Regions from separate parts of the Homo sapiens genome. Here all the other regions are linked to region 3. A link is a contact called in ENCODE Hi-C data. All regions are on one chromosome and are shown on one strand. Each heading gives the region's core, a stretch centred on a gene start or an enhancer-like site at or near the end of the contact. The rest is flanking DNA. Distances are from core to core; before and after follow the strand shown.

The links. A loop is a pair of places that touch in the nucleus more often than their neighbours do. Pooled maps may share reads with other maps.
Region 1: a pooled map shows a loop between it and region 3 (3-fold over the local background). The contact joins the promoter of LSM14B here to the promoter of LINC02970 in region 3. A Hi-C loop is called at or near these places in 2 of 37 single-sample maps with no recorded cell type and 4 of 50 pooled maps.
Region 2: a pooled map shows a loop between it and region 3 (4-fold over the local background). The contact joins the enhancer-like site here to the promoter of LINC02970 in region 3. A Hi-C loop is called at or near these places in 2 of 37 single-sample maps with no recorded cell type and 4 of 50 pooled maps.
Region 4: a map of OCI-LY7 shows a loop between it and region 3 (5-fold over the local background). The contact joins the enhancer-like site here to the promoter of LINC02970 in region 3. A Hi-C loop is called at or near these places in 1 of 168 maps with a recorded cell type or tissue (OCI-LY7), 4 of 37 single-sample maps with no recorded cell type and 5 of 50 pooled maps.
Region 5: a pooled map shows a loop between it and region 3 (2.4-fold over the local background). The contact joins the promoter of OSBPL2 here to the promoter of LINC02970 in region 3. A Hi-C loop is called at or near these places in 2 of 37 single-sample maps with no recorded cell type and 7 of 50 pooled maps.

Annotation. Positions count from the first base shown.
Region 1 is chr20:62,121,214-62,123,913 of GRCh38, reverse strand. It overlaps LSM14B (LSM family member 14B), which reads right to left and starts at 1,439. Exons shown (of 9, transcript NM_144703.3): 1 at 1,121-1,439. The coding sequence starts at 1,247. It overlaps LOC105372706 (a long non-coding RNA gene), which reads left to right and starts at 230. Exons shown (of 3, transcript XR_936963.2): 1 at 230-458. RefSeq lists enhancers at 1-550, 551-1,239, 1,240-1,927 and silencers at 591-1,130, 1,291-2,380.
Region 2 is chr20:63,009,226-63,011,925 of GRCh38, reverse strand. No RefSeq gene overlaps it. Among named protein-coding and RNA genes, the nearest start is that of BHLHE23, 3.6 kb to the right of the region's middle. RefSeq lists an enhancer at 1,189-1,508 and silencers at 1,829-1,908, 1,919-2,218. Within about 2 kb of position 1,450, at least 2 of the 41 ENCODE cell types and tissues checked have a DNase peak (open chromatin) inside an H3K27ac peak, as active enhancers do.
Region 3 is chr20:62,602,143-62,604,842 of GRCh38, reverse strand. LINC02970 (long intergenic non-protein coding RNA 2970) reads left to right here and starts at 1,402. Exons shown (of 2, transcript NR_184037.1): 1 at 1,402-1,865. RefSeq lists enhancers at 1-401, 402-1,191 and a silencer at 934-1,083.
Region 4 is chr20:62,335,280-62,337,979 of GRCh38, reverse strand. It overlaps LAMA5 (laminin subunit alpha 5), which reads left to right. Exons shown (of 80, transcript NM_005560.6): 15 at 42-176; 16 at 253-390; 17 at 1,194-1,246; 18 at 1,535-1,640. Among named protein-coding and RNA genes, the nearest start is that of MIR4758, 4.1 kb to the right of the region's middle. Within about 2 kb of position 1,444, at least 2 of the 41 ENCODE cell types and tissues checked have a DNase peak (open chromatin) inside an H3K27ac peak, as active enhancers do; they include OCI-LY7, where a contact is called at or near this core.
Region 5 is chr20:62,237,204-62,239,903 of GRCh38, reverse strand. It overlaps OSBPL2 (oxysterol binding protein like 2), which reads right to left and starts at 1,383. Exons shown (of 14, transcript NM_144498.4): 1 at 1,307-1,383. RefSeq lists an enhancer at 1-558 and a silencer at 1,256-1,655.

The DNA of each region.
Region 1 (2,700 bases), core at 190-2,689, 480 kb after region 3:
TCTCTAACTGGGCTCTCCTGTAATAAGTGTAGTGAGGTTCCATGGCTGCAAGTGAGTGCATAGCCCTGGCATACTCAACAAGCTCCTGAAGCCACGCAGGAGACGGGCTTCAAAAGGAGACACTCCCTGTTTGGAATGAGTGCGTTCTTCTACACATGAAGTTCCCTGTGACCTAAGCAGCGTTTCAGACGCGTCTAGACACTTCAAGAACCCCTGGGAGCCTAGCGCCAGATCCAGCACACACACGGGCTTAGGCAGACGTGGCTCCACGGGCACTTTTCTCTGAGAGGCAGGGGAAGTGCACTCCCCGTCTTCTCTGGGTGATGAAGACAAAGAAACTCTGGACCACCCGCTGCCTCAACAACCTCAGAGATTCTGACTCTAAAGAGCCCCCCTCCTGTAAGTCCTCCAGCGGCCACAGCCGGTTACGAGCACCCACAGGCGGCTGTCACCAAAAGGTAAGCCCCACAGTGGGAAGGTCAGGATAGAGCAGGAGAACCGTTTAAACCGGGGCATCTGGCTGCCAACGGATGCTTCTGCCTTGGCAGGAGGCCGCATTAGGACGCGGTATTTGTTCAGGATCAAGGCCCCAGCTGTCTAATAAGTTCCAGAAAGGCTTGCAGGATTCGCGTGTTGTGACCCCACCCCCAGCCTTCGGGAGACGCCGGGACACTGGCCCCGCCACCCGACCTCGAGGCTCCCCCGCAGGGATCCCCCCAGGCTGGCGGGGAGGAGGCCCGCTGACGGGAGCCGCCCTGCTCCTCGGAGCTGGCACCTGCAGAGGTGGGCTGGGCGGCCGAGGGGGCGGCACCGCGGGGGCCGGGCCCGCCCCTCACCAAACACCGCCGGGCGCCCGCGCACAATCCCGCCGCCCTGGGAGCCCAGGGAGACCATTGTGCGGCCGGCTACGCTGGGGGAGGGTGGCGCGCGGGAAGGGGGCGCCTCGGGGGCGTCCGGGGTGAAGGCGCGGGCAGGGGATCTCGGGCCGGGTGTGCCCTGGGTGGGTTCTGGGCGGGGTCTGGGCGCCAGGCTCCGGGGCGCCCCGGGGCGGGGAGGGCACCGCAGGCCGGGGCTGTTGGCGGACGGGGGTCAGCGGGCTCGGGCGGGCGGCGGCCGCTACCTTTGGCGAGCGCCACGGTGGAGTTGTCGGTGTCGATGGTGTAGAGAATGCCCTCGTAGCGGATCTGCGCCTTGGAGATGAGGCTGATCTTGCTGCCCAGATACGGGGTGCCTGAGGAGCCGCTCATGGCGGCGGCCGGGGTGCGTCGGGCCGCGGTGGGGAAGGAGCGCCGGGCCGCGGCCCGCTCCGCCGCCGCGCGGTGGCCTGGCCGCCCGCTCCTGCGCTCCTCCGCCCGCCGCCGCCTCCGCCTGGGCGCCTCCTCGCCACCGCCCGAGGGGCCTGCGCGGGCACCGAGCGAACCAAGAAGGGGCGCGCGACTGGGGCTCTGAGAGGAGCGCGGGGGAGGAGGGGCCGCCGCAGCCACATCCGGGGCCTCGCGCCGCCACGCACCGCCACGCACCGCCCCTTCACGCTCGCCGCCCATTGGCTCGCCGCGCCCGCCGTCCTTTAAATATGGCCGGGCCGCCAGCTGGGGGGCGGGCCCTCGCGTCGTTCCTGCGCAGCAAGGCGCCGCTGGCCGGGGGCGGGTCTCCCCGGCGATCCGCCCCACCCTCGGCCGGCTCCCGGCGGGCCCCTCGCGGAGCTGGGAGCACGAGACTGAGCGGGCGGGGGGAGGGGTGGGAAGCGGCCCGGGAGGAGCGCGCGTGCGCGTGGGCGGGCGGCTGCGGTTTGCACGCTCAGTGGGCGGGACCGGGGAGGAGCGCCAGGCCCCGCCCGCGCGCGTGCCGGCGCCGCCCCGGACCCTGGGCGCCGCGAACACGGGGGCTTTGCCCCCTTGGCCTCAGTTTCCCCTCCTACAGAAGTGGGGTCCGGACGACTCCCCTATCTTGGGCCAGATGCGCCTATAGCCCTCACCCTCATGGGGGACCGGGGAGTGGCGGAGGCCCTGGGCGCCGGGTGTTCCCGGGCAGCCCCGGGACTCCCGCCCCAGTGCCCAGGTGCCGGCGGGGGGCGGGCGCGGCGGCAGCTCCCGGGAAGGCGGCGCTTCCGGCGTGGCAGCCTCTAAATATAACATGCTGAGCACACTTTCTCTTTTAATCCTGCCCCTCCTCCCAAAGCCTGCCGCAGCTTTCCATTTCCCTTAAAATAAATTCTGACTGGCTACCGGGGGCCTCGGAGCCTCCGCTCGTACCCGGGGCTGCGGCCCGGAGGCCTTGCCCACCTCCCCGGCCGTGGAGGAAGCTCGGCCGCCCGCCGTCGCTTAGCTGCGGGCCCTCCTCGCGTATACTCCGCGTGATTAGTGACCGAGGGCGCGCGGTGTGTGCTTTTTTTGCTTCCGTCTTGACCGTGAACATCATCAGATCACGGACCAATATTGGGTCCTGGAAAAAAAAAGTAGTGGGTGGTGACTATAAAAATGCAATAGGCTGGGCGCGGTGGCTCACGCCTGTAATCCCAACACTTTGGGAGGCGGAGGCGGGCGGATCACTTGAGGTGAGGAGTTCAAGACCAGCCTGGGCAAAATGGTGAAACCCTGTCTCTACTCTAAAAATACAAAAAAACTAGCCGGGCGTGGTGACAGACACGTGTAATCCCCAGCTACTCGGGAGTCTGAGGCAGGAGAATCGCTTGAGCCTGAG
Region 2 (2,700 bases), core at 201-2,700, 410 kb before region 3:
TTATGTAGACAGGCTAAAGTCTGTGCCTACTCAGTAAATAAATCACTCTCTGCATGATTCCAACTTGTGCCTAAAAGTAGAATGCCAATCCAGGTATTTATGCCCCCCATCCCTCTCATTTCTTAGGAACAGGAATCAGAGGTCACTGACTGGCTCACGGGAATAAACGGGATCAGTCTCTTGTGTTCCGTTGGCCTGTGGGGCTTTATAAGAGACAGGTTTAATTTGAGATAAGTGGACCCAGCTGTTTATTCCCAGAAGTTTAACTGTAGTTGGGGTACTAAGGAGAACTTGATAGAGTCCCCTCCACTTGGGGGGAAAGTTGATCTGCTGAGGATCCTTCCTTCCAAGTTTGCAATAGGACCCAGTCTCCCAGCTGGGTTGGAACCAGATTGTCTTCCTCAGTGGGGGAAGGGAGTCTCTGATTTCCATAGTCAAGGAGTGCGTTTTGCACTTGTCCTAAGTTGATCACATAATTCTGTAGCTTGAAAGTATCTATGTCTATTAGGAGGTCTGTAGTTAAGAAAGGCCTTCTATACATTATTTCAAAAGTGCTGAGATGCAGATTTCCCTTAGGGGCCATTCGAACCCGTAATAAGGCTACAGGTAATAAAGACCTCCAGGTTTCTGATGTCTCTTGGCATAGTTTAGCAAGAGTCCTTTTTAGAGTTTGATTAGCTCTTTCTACTTTCCCCAAAGACTGTGGCCTCCGTGCCGAGTCAAGGCGGCACTGAATTCCTAGGGCTGAAGATGTGTTTCGGGTAACTGTCGCTGTGAAAGGTGAGCCATTATCGCTCTGTAAGCTCTTAGGCAGCCCAACTCTAGGAATTATTTCCTTTAGTAGGAGTTTAGAAACCTCAATTGCCTTTTCAAACCGGGCAGTAGCGCACGCCTGTAATCCCAGCACTTTGGGAGGCCGAGGCGGGTGGATCACGAGGTCAGGAGATCGAGACCATCCTGGCTAATACGGTGAAACCCCGTCTCTAATAAAAATACAAAAAATTAGCCGGGCGTGGTAGCGGGCGCCTGTAGTCCCAGCTACTCGGGCGGCTGAGGCAGGAGAATGGCGGGAACCCGGGAGGTGGAGCTTGCAGTGAGCCGAGATCGCACCACTGCACTCCAGCCTGGGCGACAGAGCGAGACTCCGTCTCAAAAAAAAAAAAAAAAAAAGAAAAGAAAAAAAAACCACATAAAATAGTAAATGTTTGCAAGAATACGAAGAGATTGGAGCCCTTGTCCGTTGCTGTTGGAATGTACAATGGTGCAGCTGCTGTGGGAAGCAGCGTGTGGGAACCTCTGAAGACCACGTGAGAACTCCCTGAAAGAACTGAAAGCAGGGGCTGAACAGGTGCGCTCATCGCTCCCACGGGCCAAACGCTGGAAATAAACAAGATGGACGCGAACGTGCGGAGACCGCATGAGGTCATTTCCTGAGGTACTTGGAGCAGTCAAATGCAGAGGTGGGCGGCGGAGTCGTGGTTTCCAGCGGGTGGGGGAGGAGGGGAGCCGGGGTTACTGGGGACAGAGTTTCAGTTTGGGAAGATACAAACATTCTGGAGTTGGATGGGGGCGTCGGCTGCACAACACCGCGGTTGTGTACAATGCCCCTGGGCTGTGCACCTGAAAATGGTCACAACGATCAACTTCATGTGATACACATTTTGACAGAGCACATATACACACGAAAGAAAAGGTGGAGTCTTCAAATCCCAGGGCCTGGGCGTTGTCCCTAGAAGCCAAACAGTGTGGGTCCCAGGGTCGGGGCAGGGGCCTGCGGTAGGATTTCTTTCCTCCTCCCTGTTTTGATCTCTAGAAGACCCTACGTCCTGTGGAAGGGGAGCACTGAGGAGGCGCCGTCTCTGGGAGAGGCAGGGTGGGTTGTTCCAGTTACTAGCACCATTGCCCTGCAGGCAAGAAGCTGGCTGGCCCAAGACCACCCAGCGGGGGCTCCCTCCCGCTCCCCCCACCCAGCCTGACCTCCTGGTGCGCCCACTGTGCCCCACCAGACCTCCCTTCCCCAATCCCAGCAGCATGGACAGCAGTGACGCCCACAGGGTGCTCACTCGGGCCACAGCACACCCCGGTCTTTGGGCACCCCCAGGGCCAGGGCGCGGTGGGAGCCAGGGGCCGCTGCAGGGGCGGCTGCCGGCCACAGGTGCTGTCTCCTGGGAGGGCGGGGGAACCACCGGTTCAGAACAGCCCGGGACAAGTGAGTCCGCAGTTACAGACCCACTCCGCAGGGCCGTCGCTAGACCACACGTGTTGTGGACAGACCCCACTTTACAGCTGTGGAAACTGAGGCCAGAAAGGCTGAGCAGCTGGCCTGGTCAACGCCTCCGCCGCTTCGCAGCCTCCACAGCCTCTGCCCAGAGGAGGTTCGAGAAGCTGGCCAAGGTGCGGGGCTGCTTCATCGGCTGGGACCCCCGCTCAGCCCTCAACCCCCCAGGCTCACCTGCTGCTGTGCAAACTGGCAGCGTCCAACCCCAGCTCGGAGGGGCGCTCGATGGCGGAGACGGCAGGTTCCTCCAGCTCCCCTATCATGTGGGCGCCTGTGAAACAGCCCCCAGCGTCCACCTGCGCAGAATCCGGGAGGGCCTGGGAACCCGCAGTTTCGCCCCTCCCGGGCCCTCTGAGAAACACGGGTTCTGAGCCTCTGGGTGCAACTCCCAGACAGCCAGCAGGTGGCAGCGTCGCACCGAA
Region 3 (2,700 bases), core at 153-2,652:
GCTCCCATGGAGGGGTCTCTGTCCCCTCTTCTGGAATCTGAGGGCCTCGTGACTGTCGGAAAGGATGCCAGGTGGCTCCGCGTCTCGGCTTCCACCTCTCTCTCAAGTGCTGGCCTCGGGAAGCCCACCCATGTCACATGTGGGGCTGCCGGAGAGGCCCAGCCCGAGATCCCGGCTGCAGGTCCCACTGATGGCGGCATCGTCTGTAGGAGACTCCCTCTGGAGTCTCCAGGCTCTGGCCCCAAGGCTTCCCCGAGGAGGCTGCAGACCTTGGGGAGGAGGCCTGGGCCATCCCAAGTGGCCTGTCGGAGTCTCTGACTCACAGGCGCTGTGAGCAGCAAGCATGGTCGTCCCGCAGCCTAGGCCTGGGCGCCTATTGTGCATCCCAGAAGCTGGAACGCGTGCTGGGCACAGACAGCTCCTCAGAGCAGAGTGGCCAAGCTGTGGCACGTCTGGGGGCCGATCCCCGTAGGGCTGAGTCTGCCAGGGGCACCAGCCACAATCCTGAGTACTGATTATGCACTGGCTGAACAAGCTGTCCCCAGCGGCTCTGCTGTGGTTCTTTGGTTGAAGCAAACGCTGGCGCTGGGTCTCACCTGCCTCCACACTTGCCCTGGCTCCTGGAGGCTCCAAGGGATGGGGCATCTCGTGAACAGGTGGGGCCTGGGTCTGGCCAACTGTGTTTGCCTCTGGCGGTGGCCAGGTCCAGCACCAGCACTTTGCTCACTCTGGTCCCCAGAGGGCTGGGCAGGTGCTGCGGCAGGAGGTGCCCCTGACCGCGTGGCCTGCTGGAAAGGAGCCTCCCAGCTCAGCGGCAGCCGGAGACAGTGTCCAGAGTGCCCGCAGTGCCACCCGAGCTCAGAGCCTCTCCCAGCGCCAGCACGATCAGAGGATGCTTTAACCGAAGCCATTAAGCTGTCACGGCCCATCCGCCTCCCGCCCCTTCCTGTCAGTTACTGCAGGCGGGGGGGACGCGGGGGGCAGCAGCAGCGGGGTGGGGGGAGCCCCTCCGCTTCCCTGAGTCACCGCCATCCGGCCAGACTGCCCACCACCGGCTCTGAGCTCATCGGCTCTGCGGTCAATCACTTCCCTCTGGAGCTGGGCAAGGCACTGGGGAAACGTGGGCCTGAGCAGGACTTTGCAGCCAAGGCCACTGGACTAGCTTGAGAGTCCTGGGCAGCATCCAGGCACGGGCTCCAGGCCTTCTGCCCCAGCTCGAGGTGCCATAGCAGGTGCCTCTCATGGGATTGGGGCAAGTGGCACAGTCTTGAGGCTCCCCCAGTCAGACCCTTCCCCCTTCTCCCCAGGCCATGGTGGGCAGGTGGCCACTTCCGTTGCTGCCTGTGTCTGAGGACATTGGCCCAGGGTTGGCAAGAAGAGGAAGGTGTTGCATCAACATGCAGCACATTCACCTGACAAGGAGCTGGCCGCAGCCTCCGCTGCCAAACGGTGACGGTGCTGGCTGGTGCCCCCAGGAGCTGTTCACCACCTCCCGGGCTAATGGCGCTTGCTGCCTGGCACACAGCAGGTGACTACACTGCATGGCTTATAAATGTGGCCTCTGCCAGGAAATCCTGGGAAAGAGCCAGGGAGGTGACGTTTTATCCACGAGCCTGCTATGGCTTAGCCTAGCCCTCCCCTAACTGTGACCAAGCTCTGGATGAGACACAGACAACTACTGAGGACCTGCAAAGTAAGGAGACTGCAGGGCGGAGGCGGAACTTGGAGGAGTGACCTGCCGTGGAGTTTCTGGTTTCCTCCTTGTGGCTTTGTCTGGAGGGCAAGCCCCACTCTCAGATCCACATGGCAACACAAGCAGCTAAAACGCAGATAGAAACCCCAACCTGGGAAAAGGAGTCCTACAGGTAAGAAAGGGGTGGAACCCCAGAATGGGGAGAGCCGGGGAAGAAGAGAGGGGTGGAACCCTGGAAGGGGGAGAGCCGGGGAAGAGAGGGGGCAGAACCCCAGAAGGGGGAGAGTGGGGGAAGAGAGGGGGCAGAACCCTGGAAGGAGGAGAGCAGGGGAAAAGAGGGGGCGGAACCCTAGAAGGGGGAGAGCCAGGGAAGAGAGGGGGCGGAACCCCGGAAGGGGGAGGGCTGGACACGGCAATTGCCTAATTCTGTGCATGAATCCGCATAAGTCTCACAGTGCCACCCAGCAGTGCCAACCCAGCAAAGGTCTTGAGAACCACACTGAGAGAGGTGGGGTTTGGGATGAACCTGGCTGCTAAAGTGGAAACAGCAACGTTCCCCGAGGGCTAGGACAGCACCCAGAGTCCACACGGTGTGCTCAGACGTAAAACAAAATTACTCAATAGACACAAAACTAGGAAGGTGTGATCATCCTCAAGAGAACAGACAATGCTCAGATGCCAGCCCCAACTGACACAGATGCCTACAGCAGCCGCGGTAACTGCTTTGCGAGTTGCACGCATACACAGCACACGCACACACACCTCAGAAAGGAGCATTAGATGAAATGAATAATAAACCTCACAGAGAGGTAGGAAAAAAAATAAACAAATGAGTATTTTTGAACTAAAAGAATAGAGTATCTGCAATTAAAATTGTACTGATGGACTCAATAGCAGAATGGAGACAAAGGAAAGCCAGCGAACGTGAAGACAGATAAATAGAAAATATCCACTCCGAAGAACGAAGATAAAGAGGAAAAACAAGAACAAGCATCACGGGCCAGCTG
Region 4 (2,700 bases), core at 195-2,694, 270 kb after region 3:
CCCACATGGCGCCAGGGCCTGACCCCATTGTCCCTCTGCAGCATGCACCTGCGACCCTCGGGGAGCCCTGGACCAGCTCTGTGGGGCGGGAGGTTTGTGCCGCTGCCGCCCCGGCTACACAGGCACTGCCTGCCAGGAATGCAGCCCCGGCTTTCACGGCTTCCCCAGCTGTGTCCGTGAGTGCCTAGGGAGGAAGTGGTGGGGAGGCAGGTGCAGTCTCCACTGCGTGCCCACAGCTATCCTTGTCTGCAGCCTGCCACTGCTCTGCTGAAGGCTCCCTGCACGCAGCCTGTGACCCCCGGAGTGGGCAGTGCAGCTGCCGGCCCCGTGTGACGGGGCTGCGGTGTGACACATGTGTGCCCGGTGCCTACAACTTCCCCTACTGCGAAGGTGAGCAGGCAGGTGGCTGTGTGCACCAGGTGCCGGGCCTGTGTGTGGGTCTGTGCTGTTCACACGCTGCCTGCCTTCCTGTGAGGCTGTTCACGTGCATCTTGCTGTGTGTACTGCGACTGCGTCCCCACGCTCTGTGTTCGCACCTTGTTCACATGCCGTGCAGGGGTGTCCGCGTACTGCCCGTGTCTGCGTGCTGTGCATCCGCGCCTGTCGTGTCTCGTATGGGTGCATGTGTTGCGTTCTGTGTGTGTACGGGTGTCATGTGTTGCTTGTGTGGGTGTGTGTGTCACCTAAGTGTGGGTGCCTGTGTCACGTAAGTGGGTTTGTGTGTCACGTGGGTGCATGTGTTGCGTGTCGCATGTGGGCGCGTGTCGCATAAGTGGGTGCGCGTATCGCATAAGTGGGTGCGCGTATCGCGTGTCTCAAGTGTGGGTGTGCGTGTTCATGTCCTTTCACGGGCGTGTGGGTGTGTTAGTGCACGTGTAGTGGGTGCATCTTCACGTGCGTTTGTGTGCTTGTTCAGACGTGTGTCACACACTGCGTGTGGAATGTACACGGGTACCCCACGCGGTGCACGTTTGCGTGCATGTCCATGAGCAGGTGCTGTGTGGTGGGATGGCACGTCCGTTGCTGCGGAGGGAGCAGGGAGGTGCGTGTTTTCAGGCCGTCCATGTGGATGAGAGGCACCTGTGCTGGTCCTCAGCTCCTGTGGGACCGTGGGTTCTGGCTGGGCCTGGGACACCCTTGGCCTTCCGGGTTGGTCACTGGGAAATGACCGAGGCATGGTCCTCTCTTCACAGCTGGCTCTTGCCACCCTGCCGGTCTGGCCCCAGTGGATCCTGCCCTTCCTGAGGTGAGCCCAAGTCTGCTCGTGTGTGGGAGATGGGTGAGGACCCAGGCCAAGCTAAAAGTCCCGAGTCCGGTGAGACCAGGGCTTCCTGCCTGCTGCTCAGTTGCCATGGCAACCCCAGGGCCTGTCTGCTCCTTAGGCTGGTCCTCTGCCCCCACTGCAGGTGACTCCTGTGAGTCACAGGTGAGGGCCCTCAGCCCTCACCACCCCTTGTCAGGGCTCTATGGCTCTATGGTTTGTGGGTGGGAGAGCAGGGCGCCCGCTCTGACCTGCAGTCTTGTCCTCTCCCAGGCACAGGTTCCCTGTATGTGCCGGGCTCACGTGGAGGGGCCGAGCTGTGACCGCTGCAAACCTGGGTTCTGGGGACTGAGCCCCAGCAACCCCGAGGGCTGTACCCGTGAGTGTGCCCTGGAGTATTGGGGTACAGGGGTTCCTTGGGGAACTGTGCCCACAAGTATATCCTGGAGGGAGTGTTGGGGTGCAGGGTTCCTGGAGGGGCTGGAGCCAGTGAGTGTGCCCTGGAGGGAGTGGTGGGATATGGGGTTCCTCGGGGATTGTACCCATGAGTGTGCCCTGAAGGGAATGTTGGGGTGCGGGGTTCCTCAGGGGGGCTGCGAGTGTGCCCTGAGGGAGTATTGGGGGTATGAGGGTTCCTTGGGGGGCTAGAGCCTGTGAGTGTGCCCTAAAGGGAGTATTGGGGTATAGGGGTTCCTCGGAGGGGCTGCACCTGTGAGTGTGCCCTGGAGGGAGTGTTGGGGTGTGGGGTTCCTCAGGGGATGGCACCCATGAGTGTGTCCTGGAGGGAGTGTTGGGGTGTGGGGTTCCTCGGGATTGCACCCATGAGTGTGTCCTGGAGGGAATGTTGGGGTGCAGGGGTTCCTGGGGGGGTACTGGAGTCCATGAGGGTGTCCTGGAGGGAATGTTGGGGTGCAGGGGGTTCCTGCGTGGGACTGGAGTCCATGAGTGTGCCCTGGAGAGAGTGTTGGGGTACGGGGTTTCCTCGGGGTGCTGGAGCCTGTGAGTGTGCTCTGGAGGGGGTGTTAGTGTGTGGGGGTTCCTCGGAGGGGCTGCACCCGTGAGTGTGCCCTGGAGGGAATGTTGGGGTGTGGAGTTCCTCAGGGGATTGTACCCATGAGGGTGTCCTGGAGGGAGTGTTGGGGTACAGGGGTTCCTGGGGGGGGGCTGGAGTCTGAGTGTGCTCTAGAGGGAGTATTGGGGTATGGGATTTCCTTGGGGGGCTGGAGCCTATAGTGTGCTCTGGAGGGAGTGTTGGGGTATAGGGGTTCCTTGGGGAACTGTACCTGCAAGTGTATCCTAGAGGGAGTGTCAGGGTGCAGGGGCTCCTGGGGGTGCTGGAGCCTGTGAGTGTGCCCTGGAGGGGGTGTTAGGGTGTGGGGGTTCCTCGGGGGGCTGGAGCCAGGCTCTCCTGCCCCACCAAGCATCTGAGTCCTGCCCTG
Region 5 (2,700 bases), core at 134-2,633, 360 kb after region 3:
TCCAGCCTGGGCAACAAAGCGAGACTCCATCTCAAAACATAAAACAAGAAAATGATCTCGTTTGCTTCTCTTATCAGCAAAGTGCTACATGTCCGGATGAAGGAGTTGAGGCTGACAGCCAGAAAAGAGGCCATGGGCACGAGTTAGGAAGGGCAGCAGGGACGGCCGTGGCTTCCCAGCATGTGGCCCCTGCACCAGTTCCGGGCTCCTCAACTCTCCGCTGTCCTCACCACACATCCAGCTGGTGGGAAGGCCGCACAGCACCCAGCCAGGCCCACAGCAGGCATTCGAGAAACGTCTATCCAACCAAACCGAATGGGACCCCTTCTCCAGGTGTTCCGGGCAGTCATCCCAAAGCTGCCGGAGCCAGGCTAGGCCAGGGCCTGTCCTAGAGGACGGTTCAGATAGAAACGCCCCTGGGAGGTGACCCTCACCCCAGGAGAGCCTGCAACACCCCGACACCCACTGCCTCGTCGCCGGTCCTCCCATGAAGCGGGGAGGCTGAGGTGCTGTGACGACCTAACAGTCTTGGTCTGGGCTTATAAACTTGGAAAGTCTAAAGACGTATTCTTCTGAGTACCAAAATATAACTGGCGAAAGAAGGAACCTCTTAAAATTACATTACCAAAGATAGGTTTTAGGTAGCAAGTTCTCAACCGTGTGTAGTCTGCTAAGATTTATAAATTAAAAACAAAAACAGAGCCCAGGGGAACGGACAAGGGCTCGCGGGCACCCTCCCCGGGACGACGTGCACACAGGCCTGCGGGACAAGAAGGCCAGGGTCGGAGTGGGACTGCGTCTCCCTGCCCTTCTTCCCGGCGGAACTCGCCCTCCTCACCTACAGGATCGCCCTAAATGCGCACGAAATCCTTCCCTGTTCCCGGTGAGGTGGTGAGAGAGGGCGAGGCCGCGAGCAGGTGCGCCCGTCCCCACTTCCTGCTCAGCGGGGCAGCAGGGGGGCTGGGGATCTCGGGGGGGCCGGGCCGGGGGTCCCGGGATCGCAGTTGCCGGGCGACCGCAGGGGGAAGGGTGCGGGGGCCGCGGGACCCAGGCCCAGGCCCCACGCCCGGCCGGAACTTTCCTCCCAAAGTTTCCCCGGGGCGCCAGGCTGCGGCCTAGGCCGGGCGCGCCTCCCAGTGGGGGTCGAGGCCGGGGCCGGGGCCGGGGCTGGAGGCGGCCTGCGGACCCGGGTCCTGCCCGGCCCGCCCTCCCCTCCCCGCCCCGGCTCCAGCCCCAGCCCGCGGCCCAGGCCCCGCAGCTCGCCGGGGTCCCGGGCCTTCGCGTGGCGGCGGCGGGGGCCACTCACCTGGACGCGGGTCCCTCGGTTGCCGGCCGAGCTCACTGCCGCCCCGCCCCCGCCCCGTAGGCCCGCGACCCACTGACACCGAGGCGGAAGTGCGGCCCGCCGCCTCGCCGACTGACAGCCCGCGCCCGCCACTCGCTGCGCCCGGCGCCGCCGCGTCGGCCGCTGCCTGCCCAATCAGCGCCCGGCCCGAGGCTCGCGCCGGGGGGTGGGACTATGCTAATCCCTTCGCGAAGGGCCTCTACCTGTGCCCCCTCAGAGCCCCGCCCACGCAGCGGAGTGACGGCAAGGACAGCCAGTCACAGCAGGAGAGAGGCGGGGTTATGCCGCCCCTGAGCCAAAAGGGGAGGGAGGCAAGGAGGAAAGGGCGTGGCTGCAGAGAGCAGAGTTGACAAACAGTGAGTCAGGTGGCCCGGGGCGTGGGTGCTCCGCCCTCAGGTGCACTGCGTCCTGGCGGCAGTGCGGGCCTGCGAGGCTACCCAAAGCCCTGGGGGCTTTTTCCTACAAATGCTGGGGACCGTGCGATAGCTGGGGCGTAGCTGCTTCCACTGTCCTACCAAATCCTGAATATCGTCCACCTCCTTTGCATGCCATTCACCGCCAACCAAAATCCAGCGCCAATTTACCCCTCCAGCTGCATCCCCGACCGTTTCACCACCATACTTAAAACCCTTTGGACTCCCACTGACCTACAGTGGCTCCAGGGTTAAGCCCAGAAGTTCTGGAATCAGACCTGGAGCTTGCATTCTTTACCAGCTGTGTGGATTTGGACAAATTAATTAACCTCTCTGAGTCTGTGATCACTCAGTTTCATCTGCAAACCAGGGTTCCCCTGTCAACATCTCATTGAAGTCATGGGTCTGGTTTGAGGTGAGTGGAGTGGCATAAACCAGGCTGGCTACATAGTCACAGCAGTTGGTTTAGGGGTCAGCCTGTGACCCAGTTCTAGCCAAAGAGGCTCAGTCCTGGGACTTTTGCTGTAGGGTCAGAGTTCAGACCGGAGGGGAGGCTGAAGTCAAATGACTCTCCCATCTGCCCACAGACCTCTCCAGAGCTGGGTTAGGTGAGAGAGGGAAGGGGCCAGTCTTCCACATCTCACTACCCGAGAACAGGGCTGCACGAGAATGAAGCCAGCCCAGAGGAAAGCCGGAGCAACCACGGCCGGGTCACGTGGACCCTGCTGCACCTCAGCAGGTCCTTTCCTTGACTTTTCAGTTACGTGAACCACATGCTTGTTTCTGCTTCAGCCCATTTGAGGTAAAGCCAAGAGTCCTGGGCTTCCTGTGGCCTTGAGAGCTCTGGCAGATGACCCGTGACCCCGCAGTGCGTCCTGCAGCAAAGCCAGCCCCCGTTGGGCCTCTGCACCCCCTCCTCAGGCCTTGTCTCCCCACTTCCAG